4 separate regions of the Mus musculus genome follow, and all the other regions are linked to region 1. Evidence: chromatin loops called from intact Hi-C (ENCODE). Cell type or tissue: left cerebral cortex. All regions are shown on one strand. Region 1 overlaps Snx15 (sorting nexin 15). Region 2 holds the start of Ppp2r5b (protein phosphatase 2, regulatory subunit B', beta). Region 3 holds the start of Atg2a (autophagy related 2A). Region 4 holds the start of Pola2 (polymerase (DNA directed), alpha 2).

Evidence for each region. Peaks named below come from ENCODE experiments on the same cell type or tissue, not always from the same donor. Only the 100,000 strongest peaks of a DNase experiment are listed, where the experiment ranks them.
Region 2: it touches region 1 in a loop (3-fold over the local background); 4 of 42 quality-filtered maps call a loop at or near these places.
Region 3: a loop joins it to region 1, with 2.6 times the contacts of the local background. A loop is called at or near these places in 4 of 42 quality-filtered maps.
Region 4: a loop joins it to region 1, with 9 times the contacts of the local background. A loop is called at or near these places in 28 of 42 quality-filtered maps.

The regions. Positions count from the first base shown.
Region 1 is chr19:6,125,242-6,127,741 of GRCm38, forward strand. The region is part of intron 1 of Snx15 (sorting nexin 15); the gene reads right to left. Among named protein-coding and RNA genes, the nearest start is that of Snx15, 1.8 kb to the right of the region's middle. In left cerebral cortex, CTCF peaks have their summits at 368 (motif pointing left) and 1,273 (motif pointing left); a DNase peak (open chromatin) is centred at 1,253; H3K4me3 peaks cover 686 bases; H3K27ac peaks cover 190 bases.
Region 2 is chr19:6,234,404-6,236,903 of GRCm38, forward strand. Ppp2r5b (protein phosphatase 2, regulatory subunit B', beta) reads right to left here and starts at 1,437. Exons shown (of 14, transcript NM_198168.3): 1 at 1,109-1,437; 2 at 230-696. The coding sequence starts at 428. In left cerebral cortex, a CTCF peak has its summit at 1,477; DNase peaks (open chromatin) are centred at 548, 946, 1,501 and 1,913; H3K4me3 peaks cover 1,961 bases; H3K27ac peaks cover 1,774 bases.
Region 3 is chr19:6,240,806-6,243,305 of GRCm38, forward strand. It overlaps Atg2a (autophagy related 2A), which reads left to right and starts at 863. Exons shown (of 40, transcript NM_194348.3): 1 at 863-1,161. The coding sequence starts at 991. In left cerebral cortex, a CTCF peak has its summit at 990; DNase peaks (open chromatin) are centred at 773 and 1,718; H3K4me3 peaks cover 1,867 bases; H3K27ac peaks cover 1,453 bases.
Region 4 is chr19:5,964,061-5,966,560 of GRCm38, forward strand. Pola2 (polymerase (DNA directed), alpha 2) reads right to left here and starts at 146. Exons shown (of 18, transcript NM_008893.3): 1 at 1-146. In left cerebral cortex, a CTCF peak has its summit at 1,369 (motif pointing right); DNase peaks (open chromatin) are centred at 159 and 1,387; H3K4me3 peaks cover 706 bases; H3K27ac peaks cover 475 bases.

The DNA.
Region 1 (2,500 bases):
TGCTTCTTAAGTGGGGTAAAGACACTCACCCCTAGGCTTGGCACTCAACTTCTATCCCAGTTCCTCCCTAGGGCCACGTCCTGGTATTCAGAAAGGAAAACAAAACAAAACAAAACAAAACTATGCTTCTCAGGAAATGAGAGTCTAGGGGCTGGAGAGATGGTTCCTGGAGAGATGGCTTGGCAGTTAAGAGCACTGGCTGTGTCAAACACCGATGCACAGAAAATAAAGTAAAAATAAATAAATCATTTAAAAAAAATGAGAGTCTGTCCCAGGATCCAGTTCTTCTTAAGAGAGGAGCTACGGGCTGGTGAAAGGTCCGGAGTTCAAATCCCAGCAACCACATGGTGGCTCACAACCATCCGTAGCAAGATCTGATGCCCTCTTCTGGAGTGTCTGAAGACAGCTACAGTGTACTTACATATAATAAATAAATAAATCTTTAAAAAAAAAAAGAGAGGAGCTACAATGTCTCATACCCATGAAGACAGAGTTAGCAGTGGGGTTGGGCACTCTGGAAGAACAGAATTGGCCCGAGACAGAAGTAACACTTAGTTTTTGCTATTATGCTTATGGGAGTTTTACAGTAAGGTTGTACAGTTTAGAATCAACAGTTTTCAAAACATCCTTTCCATTTTTTTTTTCTAGATCTCAGCAAACCAGACATGATTAAGATGCCCATTTAAAATCTAAGGATGGGGACAGGAGGGGTGGCTCGGTAGTTAAGAGCATGACCTGATCTTCCAAGCACTACATTCAGTGCCCAGAACAGTACCCACATTATGTGGCTCATAATCGTTTGTAATTCTGGCTCCAGGGGATCAGATCTGATGCACCTTCCTCTGACCTCAACAGGCATCCACACGCAGTTGTGCTACACATTCACACAGACACGTACATCAGCCAGAAACAAGGAGAGATGATTCAGCAGGTAAAAGCACTCGCTGCTGTAGCCAAGGACCTGGGTTTGGTTCCCAGCACTGAGATGGCAGATAGAAATAATTTCTAAGTCCAATTCCAGGAGATTCAAGACCTCTTTTGACCTTTGATCTCACCAGGCTTGTATTTGGTACATAAACATACATACAGGCAAAATATTCATACATATAAAATTAAATAAATCTGGAGCTGGATCGATGGCTCAGGTTAAGAGCACTGGCTGCTTTCTAGAGGACAGAAGTTCTATTCCCAGCACCAACGTGAGGGCACACAAGCGCTTGTAATTCCAATCAATAGGGATCTACCACCCTCTTCTGGCCTCCTTTGGTATTGCATGGAGAGTGCACAGATGTTTTTGTTTTTTAAAAAAACAACTACGTTTTAAATCTTTAAGTAAATAAGCCAGGAGGGGTAGTACACATTTTTAATCCCTAGGGATGCTGCACTGGGGAGGCAGAGGCAAATGGATCTCTGTTTGAGCCTGGTCTACAACACAAGTCCCAGGACAACCAGGGCTACAGGGAAAAAACATGCCTCGAAATAAATAAAGAAAAAAATTAAGTAAATAAATCTATAAAATAAAAAAAGGATCATCTTGTAGGGTGCTGTGGCAAGAGAGAGACATGGAGAGAGAGAGAGAGAGAATGAGAGAGAGAGAGAATGAGAATGAGAGAGAGAGAGAGAGTTCTCTAAAATGTGGGAGGCCATGAGTTCAACCCTAGCACTGGAAAAAAAAAACAACTCTATGCATGTGTAAGGCATGTGACTAGATCTAAAAGGCTAACAGGAAGACATAAGGGTTCTGAATGCCTTGTCATCCTTTCTACCCTCCGGCATCTTCCTAGAGACAATTATTATATTTGTATTTTTTGGCATGAAAAAGTAAACCCCCGGAACACTCTTGACGTATCTAAGACTCTGACTTAGATTGCTTTGGGAGCGACTTGTATGTGTTTGCTTCCTTTTAACAGTCGACAAGCCACTAATCAAACAGTTGCCAAGTTGAAAAAAATTTAAGTACAAGAAAATATATAGTCAGTCTTTCCGCAGCAACCCGGTTTCTCCCATTGGAGACCTCCATAGTTACCTTGGGTAAAATTCTAAAAGCATTCTTTCATGCTGATGTTTCTACGAGCTCATTCTAAGTTTTATTGTTACAAACACCAATTTCAGCTTATTGACTTCCTTATCTGTTAAGACCAGTCTTTTTTTTTTTTTGCGTGAGTTTTTAAAACCACACAAATTATATATATATAATATATAAATAGTATAATAAAATTATATGTGTATATGTGTATATACACACACACATACATTTAAACTTTTAAAGAGCTTTTTTTATAGTTGGTCCTGGTGGTGCACGCCTTTAATCATAGCACTTGGGAGGCAGATGCAGGAGGGTCTCGGTGACTTCCGGGCCAGTCTAGTTTACATCGTGAGTTCGCAAAAGCCAGGGCTGTCTCAAAAAAAGAAAAGATAGATAAATAAAAAGGTGGTGGTGGGGCTTTTACGGATCAAGCAGGGAAAATTACCAAAAGTTACTCTAAGCGATTAGAGAAGG
Region 2 (2,500 bases), 110 kb after region 1:
TGCCCCACCCTTGGCCCTTGCCTGCCCCTGGCACCACTTCCAGATGCCCCACCTCCAGAGATGACAGGCCAGTCAGGCCATGCGTCAGCAGAGGCCTGGAGATTGGGGGTCAGTTCCAGTGGAGTTCCTAGCCTAAAAGAGATCCAAACTCTACCAGACCTCTGCTTCTCCCTTGGTCCTCCCCTACCTTGCTTCCTTCTGGGTACCCTGGCAACCAACAACAGCTCACCTTTGAGCAGGGGCAGTGGAGTGAGCTCTTGCTGGTTGCTCTGATAGCGGAACTGAGAAGAGCTGTGTGAGCGACGGGGCCGGGCCCTGCGGAGGGACCTGCGGGAGAAGCCATCCACCTTGTCTGGTGGTGGCACTGGAGACAGCCCTGGGGAGGAGGGGCTTGTGGGGGTGCTCGCAGGGGGCAGCTTCGTCTCCATGGCCAGTGGACAACACGGGTCAATCTTTCAGAGCCCAGGGGGCTCCTTGTGGGTCTGGAGTAAGTTGAATGAGGCCACACACACTAACTGGGACCCATCCTGTCCAGCATGTTTCAGGGGGTGGGGGAGGCACGGCCACAGTCCTGACCCCCCCAGGGCCTCTGGCAACTGCCCAGTCCTGGGGGGGCAGGTAAGGTAGAAAGGCAATGGCTCAGGTCTTTCCTGGGGATCCAGAAGAGTTCCAGTCAGGGTTCCCACGCTGGCTCTTCTGAGAAGTCAGGTTAGAAAGGTCAGCAGGAGAGACACAGAGAGCAGGTCGGTTCTTTCCAAAGACAGCCCGCGTGGTGCAGTTGCTCCCTTACTTCTTTTCCCTCCTTCCCTCGCTAGACCCCAAAACAAGGGCGCAACCATGCCCCTCCCTTCTTCCAGGCCCAAGCTCTAAAGTAGCCCCTCCCCAAATACGGCCTATGGCTACTACTCAGGATGGGGACTCTATTAGCATCCCCAGATCCTTACAGCAGTGTGACTCCAGCTCCACTAATGTCTCCTGTCTCAGTGCACTCACCCAAAAAATGAGGGTCCTGTTCTCGTGCACCCCCTTTCAGACCCTAGCATCTCTCCTCATATCCCGCTCCTTCCTGGTCTCCAAACCTCAATGTGGTATTGGGGTACACACTCACTTCTCAGAAACCCAGACTTTGGTCGCCGACCCTAGAGGTTGCCTCGGTGGAAGAGACGACGGTTCAAGGGTCCTTAGCGGTGGTTCTGCCGCTCGGGGCGCTGGGGCTGGGCGGCGGCGCTCCTGGGTTCGCTCCCAGGCTCTGGGGGTGCTGGAGCATGCCCCCAGCTCAGCCCCAAAAGGGGTCGGGCACTCGGTGGGCTCTGGGCTGGGCCCCGGCAGCACGCGACCCTCGGCAGATATCCCGGGACTCAGATCAGCGCGGTGCAGCGCAGCGGGAGCCCCGGCTCGCTGCGCACCGGCACCCGCCGCCCAGCTGCTCAGGATGACATCAAGTCACCTCCCCCCCTCCCGGCCCGCACCTCCCTCCGCTAGGGGGGGCTGCGTCAGGGAGGACTCGGGGCCTCTGGGAAATGTAGTCCCCACCCTGCTTAAAGGAAGCAACCGAACTTTACGGGTAACCTCGGAGCTAGGGGAGGAACTCAGTACTTCCGAGAAAAGCTGAGGATTTTAAAACCTGCAAGCAGACTGGGGCAGAGTCCAGCTCAGAACTGGACTCCCGAATTCTGGAAGGGACACTGTGTAGGGAAAGAAAAGGACTCGGTGTTGGAACCTGCTAATGCAAGACAGAGTCCTACCTAGCATGATGTGCCAGGCCCACAATTTGGTCTGAGCCATCTGTCCCTCAGGCCATCCTCTCTCCTCATACTCAGCCCAGATTGAAGCCGGACACTTACAAAACCCCTTGCATCCGGCGTTGGAGGGGTTAACAGTCGGGTTTGCGTTAGCGCCTGCTGGGAGGGGTGTGGTTCACTAGAGGCTCTTGGGAAATGAAGTCCATTCTCCCGGCCTGCAGTGCCCCTCCTGTCACTTACTGTCCATGGTGACATCATGGTCTGTAGTTTAAAGGGACAGCCCTGGGATGCCAAAGCAAGGAGGGCAGAAGGTGCTACCCTGGAGCTGCCCCCATCCTAAGGCACAGTACCTCCCAGCTCCTCTGGTGCCAAGATGTGCCTTGGAGAGTGGGGAGTTCTTGATCAAAACCCCATTGCTGGGTATCAAAGGCTCAGCTGTATTCCAAGAGTTTGGCATTCTGGCCAAAAGTTCCCAGCCTGCAGTCCCGGGCTCCCTTCATAGTACCTGGTCGCCAACACTCTATTCCCTACAATGACTGTGAGACCTTTATCCTGAAGTTTTACCTAGGTGACAAACTGGTCCTTGCTGAGCAGCAGGAGAGAGAGAGCAATGAGGTTGGGGGAATTGGGGTGCTTTTTGGCCCCACCCATTTATGGACCCTGGTGATCACTTAGTGCTGCAAAAGAAGTCTGTTTACCTAAGAAGTGCCCACCTTAGAGCAACAAACAGCCAAAGCCTGTATCGAGGACACTGTTCT
Region 3 (2,500 bases), 120 kb after region 1:
AATGGATAAGATAAGCGGCTAGGAGGAGTGGGGAGAGGGGTTTTGTGGAGGCAAACTGGGAGGAATAACATTTGAAATGTAAATAGATGCCTGGCAGTGGTGGTGCACGCCTTTAACGCCAGCACTTGGGAGGCAGAGGCAGGCTTTAGAGGCCAGCCTGGTCTACAGAGTGAGTTCTAGGACAGCCAGGGATACACAGAGAAACCCTGTCTCGAAAAACATACAAACAGAAATGTAAATAGATAAAATAACAAATAAGCAAATGAAAAAAGATAAAGGACTAAAGCAAGTTTCATAGGGCTGGGCGTGATGATGTATGCACGCCTTAAATTCCATCATAGAGAGGCAGAGGCAGGAGGATCCTATGAGTTCAAGGCCAGCCTGGACTACAGTGTGAGTTTCAGAACCGCCAAATACAGAAAAGCTTGTCTCCAAAAAAAAAAAAAAAAAAGTTTTATAAAAGTGCAAATGTGCATTTGTTGCCAAAAGATAGACTGCAAAATTCGCACTGACTTTACTCCTCTGATAAGCTTGTCTACAAATTGGGTGAGTCACTGTTCCTTTAAATTCTTCCCAATCACCTAAAAAAAAAAAAAAAAAGTTGGACAAATCGGCACATGCGCACTCTTCCTGGCCCGGACTGTCGCCCTACGGTTGCAGCCTTTCCGCAGCTTGAAGCAAGGAGGTTAAAGGTCCTCCCACTCAGAATTTACGCGCAAGCGTAAACTACGATTGGGAGCATTTCATCTCGCAAAGAGCCCAGTCCCTTTTTCGCTCTTCAAGGCTCCGCCTCCCGCGGCCAATCAGTGGGCCTCGCCCTTCGCAATGACCAATGGCAGCGAGCGTGGGGGCGTGGTTGGGCGTCCGGGGGCGCGGCCTGGCGCTGAGAGAAGCGGCGGGGCGAACCGGGGGCTCTAGTGAACAGCACAGCCGGACCGAGATCGCCGGCTGTCGGCCAGCGGAAGCGGCTCGGGCCCGGCGGTCCCCGAGATGTCACGATGGCTGTGGCCATGGTCGAACTGTGTGAAAGAGCGTGTCTGCCGCTACTTGCTACAGCACTACTTGGGTCACTTCTTTCAGGAGCACCTCAGCCTGGACCAGCTCAGCCTGGATCTGTACAAGGGCAGCGTTGCCCTGCGGGATATTCACCTGGAAACCTGGGTGAGGAGGCAGGGCAGAGGTGGGATGGTGTGGAGAGAGGGAGCACGGGCCAGCGAAGGGTCCTCGCGGAAGGTTTGGGCTGGAGGACAGGCACCGTGTTTGGAGAGGCCAGTGGGTCTCGACCGCCTCCGCCAGGCCCCCTGGCTGGCCCGTCACCACTTAACCAGAAGCTAGGAGAGAAGTCTCTGTCTTCACCTCTCTAGGAGAGACAGACTAGGAAGTGAGGTGTTACTTTAAAAAAAAAAATGTCACCATCATCATACGGAGTTTGGGAGAGCTGCTTGGGGAAGGGGATTCCCGGGAGCTAGGGGAGCAGAGAGATGTTGTGGGGAGCCAGGCAGTAACAAGAGCTGGAACTAGGGTAGTCAGGGAGGCTTTGGGGGTGTTAAGAGCCCTGCCAGGGGCACCTGTAGAAAGATGTGTCCTGACCTCCTCACCCCATGATCCTGGGCATAAGGGGTGGAGATCGCCCCCGGATGTGGATGTCAACAACAGCGTCACTGCCTTCTGTGTTGATCCACACCTCGTGTGACTGTTGCTGCTCTCTACTTCCTGCTTTTGGGAGAGTGGGAGGGGCCTAGCTTGGGTTTAGGGAAGGACTTGGTCTCTGGCATCTCTACCTGGAGGGCAGCCCTCCAGGAGAGGTGTAGAGGTTTAGCTTCAGGCTAGCTGGGGTGGGGGATGGGAGGAGAAGCTGGGCCTGATGCTCAGGAGGTCTGAGGCCTAGGGTATGGAGTTGAGCAGGAGGCTGGGGGTGGCAGGTGAGGGGCATTGACTCACAGCTGATGGCTGGGAGTAGCCAAGGAGCCACCAATTAGAGGCTCCAGCTAAGGGCTGGTATGGGGTCATCCTAGCTCCAAGAGCAGTAGAATGGGCATGTGGCAGGGCTGGCCTCTTTCTCTTTTCTAGCTGGCCTATGGGTCTGCAGCTTCACTTAGAAAGAGCTAGAGGTGAGCCATGCCTTTGGGAACAAATATGGGTTGAAGAGATGGTGGCATCTTCTAATGGCCTGGTATAAGAGGTGTCTGACCTTCGCCTCTTAAACCGCTCAGAAAAATATCCAACATCTGGGTGTTCCCTTTTTTTTTTTTTTTGCTTTCAGCCAGAATGCCTTCTCAGTCCACTCTCTTGTTTCTTTTTTTTTTGGGAGGGGGGGCTGTCCAGGGCCCTGGCTGTTTTCTAGCCTCTCCCAGACAGCCCAGGCACCTCACTTAAGCCCACCCCTCTCTGCTCTTCACCCTACAACCCTACCTTGAAGGCATTCCAAGCAACTACATGGTCCAAGGACCAAGTTGAGCCCTTCCCAGCCTCAGCTTTCCTGGTACCTGGAGTGACTAAG
Region 4 (2,500 bases), 160 kb before region 1:
AAATACTTCAAAAGCCCTCGAGAGGTCTCGATCCAGAGAGAAAACTTGCTTCCGAGGACTACACCTTAGCTTCTCCGTGAGGAGCACAGCACAGGAAAAACCCGCCAAACGCTTTGCCTAGCGCGCGCTTGCGCGAGGTTCTGCTCGGGCCCCGCCCTCCCCGCGCACGCGCCGGTCCTCCCACTGCAGCTGCGCAGAACGCGCCTCTGCGCGTCACTCCGCGCGGAAATTGAGAATCGAGACCCCGTACTGTGGCTGTTTCAGGAGTCGCCTGTTCTGCTAAGCTCTGCGATGCTTGTTTGTCCCTTTTTTTTTACCCTTGGCCAGGAGGCGCTGTTTGTCTGTATCTTGCAGTGACTGACACGTGTGTCCAGCACGGCCCTGGAAGGGCACGTTAGCTCCTTCCTCCCCCACCTCAGCATCTCCATCCTGCTCTGCCTTGGTTCGTCCTGATCTAACGCTTTCGTAGGGAATGTGGTTATTATAGCTGTTATGATTGTCAGTCACGGGGATAGCGGGAGGGCAGGTCACTGAAGGGGGAGTGGTTAGAGAGTAAAACAAGGAGTGCATTCTCTTCTTGATGTATTTACCAAATTTTCGAACCAAAATCTCCATTGATTTGGCTTAGGTCAATTGATCTGTGACACCCTAAGAATGGAATGGAAGACTGGCAGAGCCTTTAAGAAAAAACGGTTTGAAGCTAGGCCTGGTAGCACACACCTGTAATCTCAGCACTTGGAGGCTGAGGCAGGTCTCTGCAAGTTCCAGCCAAGGCTATACAGAGAGACCCTAACAAGCAAGCAAGAAACACCAAACAGGACTGCAGAGATGGTTTAGCAGTTACGCTTACTGATCTCACAAAGGACTTGGGTTTGGTTCCAGCACTAGTGTGGTGGCTCACAGCTGCCTCTAACTCCAGTTTCAGGGGACCTGAGACCTCCTGACCTCCACAGGCTCCTACAATCACATGGTGCACATACATACACTCAGGTACTCACAAACACCCATTTAAAACCATGCCGCTAGCCCCAGCACTAAGGAAGCAGAAGCAGGAAGATTACTGAGTTTAAGGCCAGCCTGGTCTACAGAATGGCACCCAGAACAGCAGGGCCACACTGAGAAACCCTGTCTCAAAACAAAAACAAAGTGTGTCTGTGTGTTTAAAGGCTGATTGAACTTCAACTTTCTCAGTGAACATCGTGGCTCAAAGCTTCAATCTCAATATTTGGGAGGCTGAGGTGAGATATTAACACGAGACTGCAGCCGACTAGGCCCACATTTTAAGTCTGTCCAACAGAAAAACAAAACAAAACAAAACTTTACTGGGTTTTCACACTAGTAGCAGGAAGCACTGGGCTGGGCTGCAGGAATTTAGCCACCAGGTGGCAGCAAGGTCACACAACACTACGATTTAGTCCCTCAGTGCTGCCACACATCATTAACATCTGAGGCTTATGGCCTTTCTGATAAAGAGAGGTAAGATTTAAATACAGCCTCACAAACCTTGAACCAATTATCACCCATTTCTAGAGATTAGGGGTGTAGCACACCTGGCAGAGTGCTTGCCTGGCGTATCTAAACCTTGGGTGTGACCCTCAGAATCTGATGGCCATTGGCACATTTGTAATCCCAGTACTTGGGAATGAAGGACCAGAAGTTACCCTTAGCTACATCAGAAGTTCAAGGCCAGCCTGCTACAGGAGACCCTGCCTCAAATGAATGCATAAATAAAGCAAAGCCATCTTTCTTTCTTTCTTTCTTTCTTTCTTTCTTTCTTTCTTTCTAGATTTCTTTATTATTATGTCTAAGTGCACTGTAGCTTTCTTCAGACACCCAGAAAATGCTGTCAGATCTCATTACAAGATGGTTGTGAGCCACCATGTGGTTGCTGGGATTTGAACTCTGGACCTTTGGAAGAATAGTCAGTGCTCTTAACCACTGAGCCACCTCTCCAGCCCCCAAAGTAATCTTTTGACTATTTTATTATTTTGTGCGTATGAATGTTTTGACTTCAGGTATGTCTGATGCTGAGGAGGCCAGAAGAGGGCATCAGATTTCCTGGAACTGGACTTAGAGATTAAATTGTTAGCCACCATGTGGGTTCTAGAAATTGAACCCAGATCCTTTGCAAAAGCAGTAAGTCTCTTAAATGTCAAACATCTCTGTAGCCCCCGCCCCAAAGTATTGTTGTTGCTGAGATTAAAGTTGAGCAACACCACACACATCCCATCCAGCCAAAGTAGTCTTTCTCTCTTTCTTTCTTTTTTCTTCTTTTGGTTTTTTTCAAGACAGGGTTTCTCTGTGTAGCTCTGGCTGTCCTGGAACTCACTCTGTAGACCAGGCTGGTTTCAAACTCAGAAATCCACCTGCCTCTGGCTCCCAAGAGCTGGAATTAAAGGTGTGCGCCACCACTGCCTGGCAGTAGTGTTTCTTAAGGTAACCCTTAGAGGCCAGGCAGAAACCAAAATAAGACAAAGGAAGAAAAGAATGAAGGGAAGCA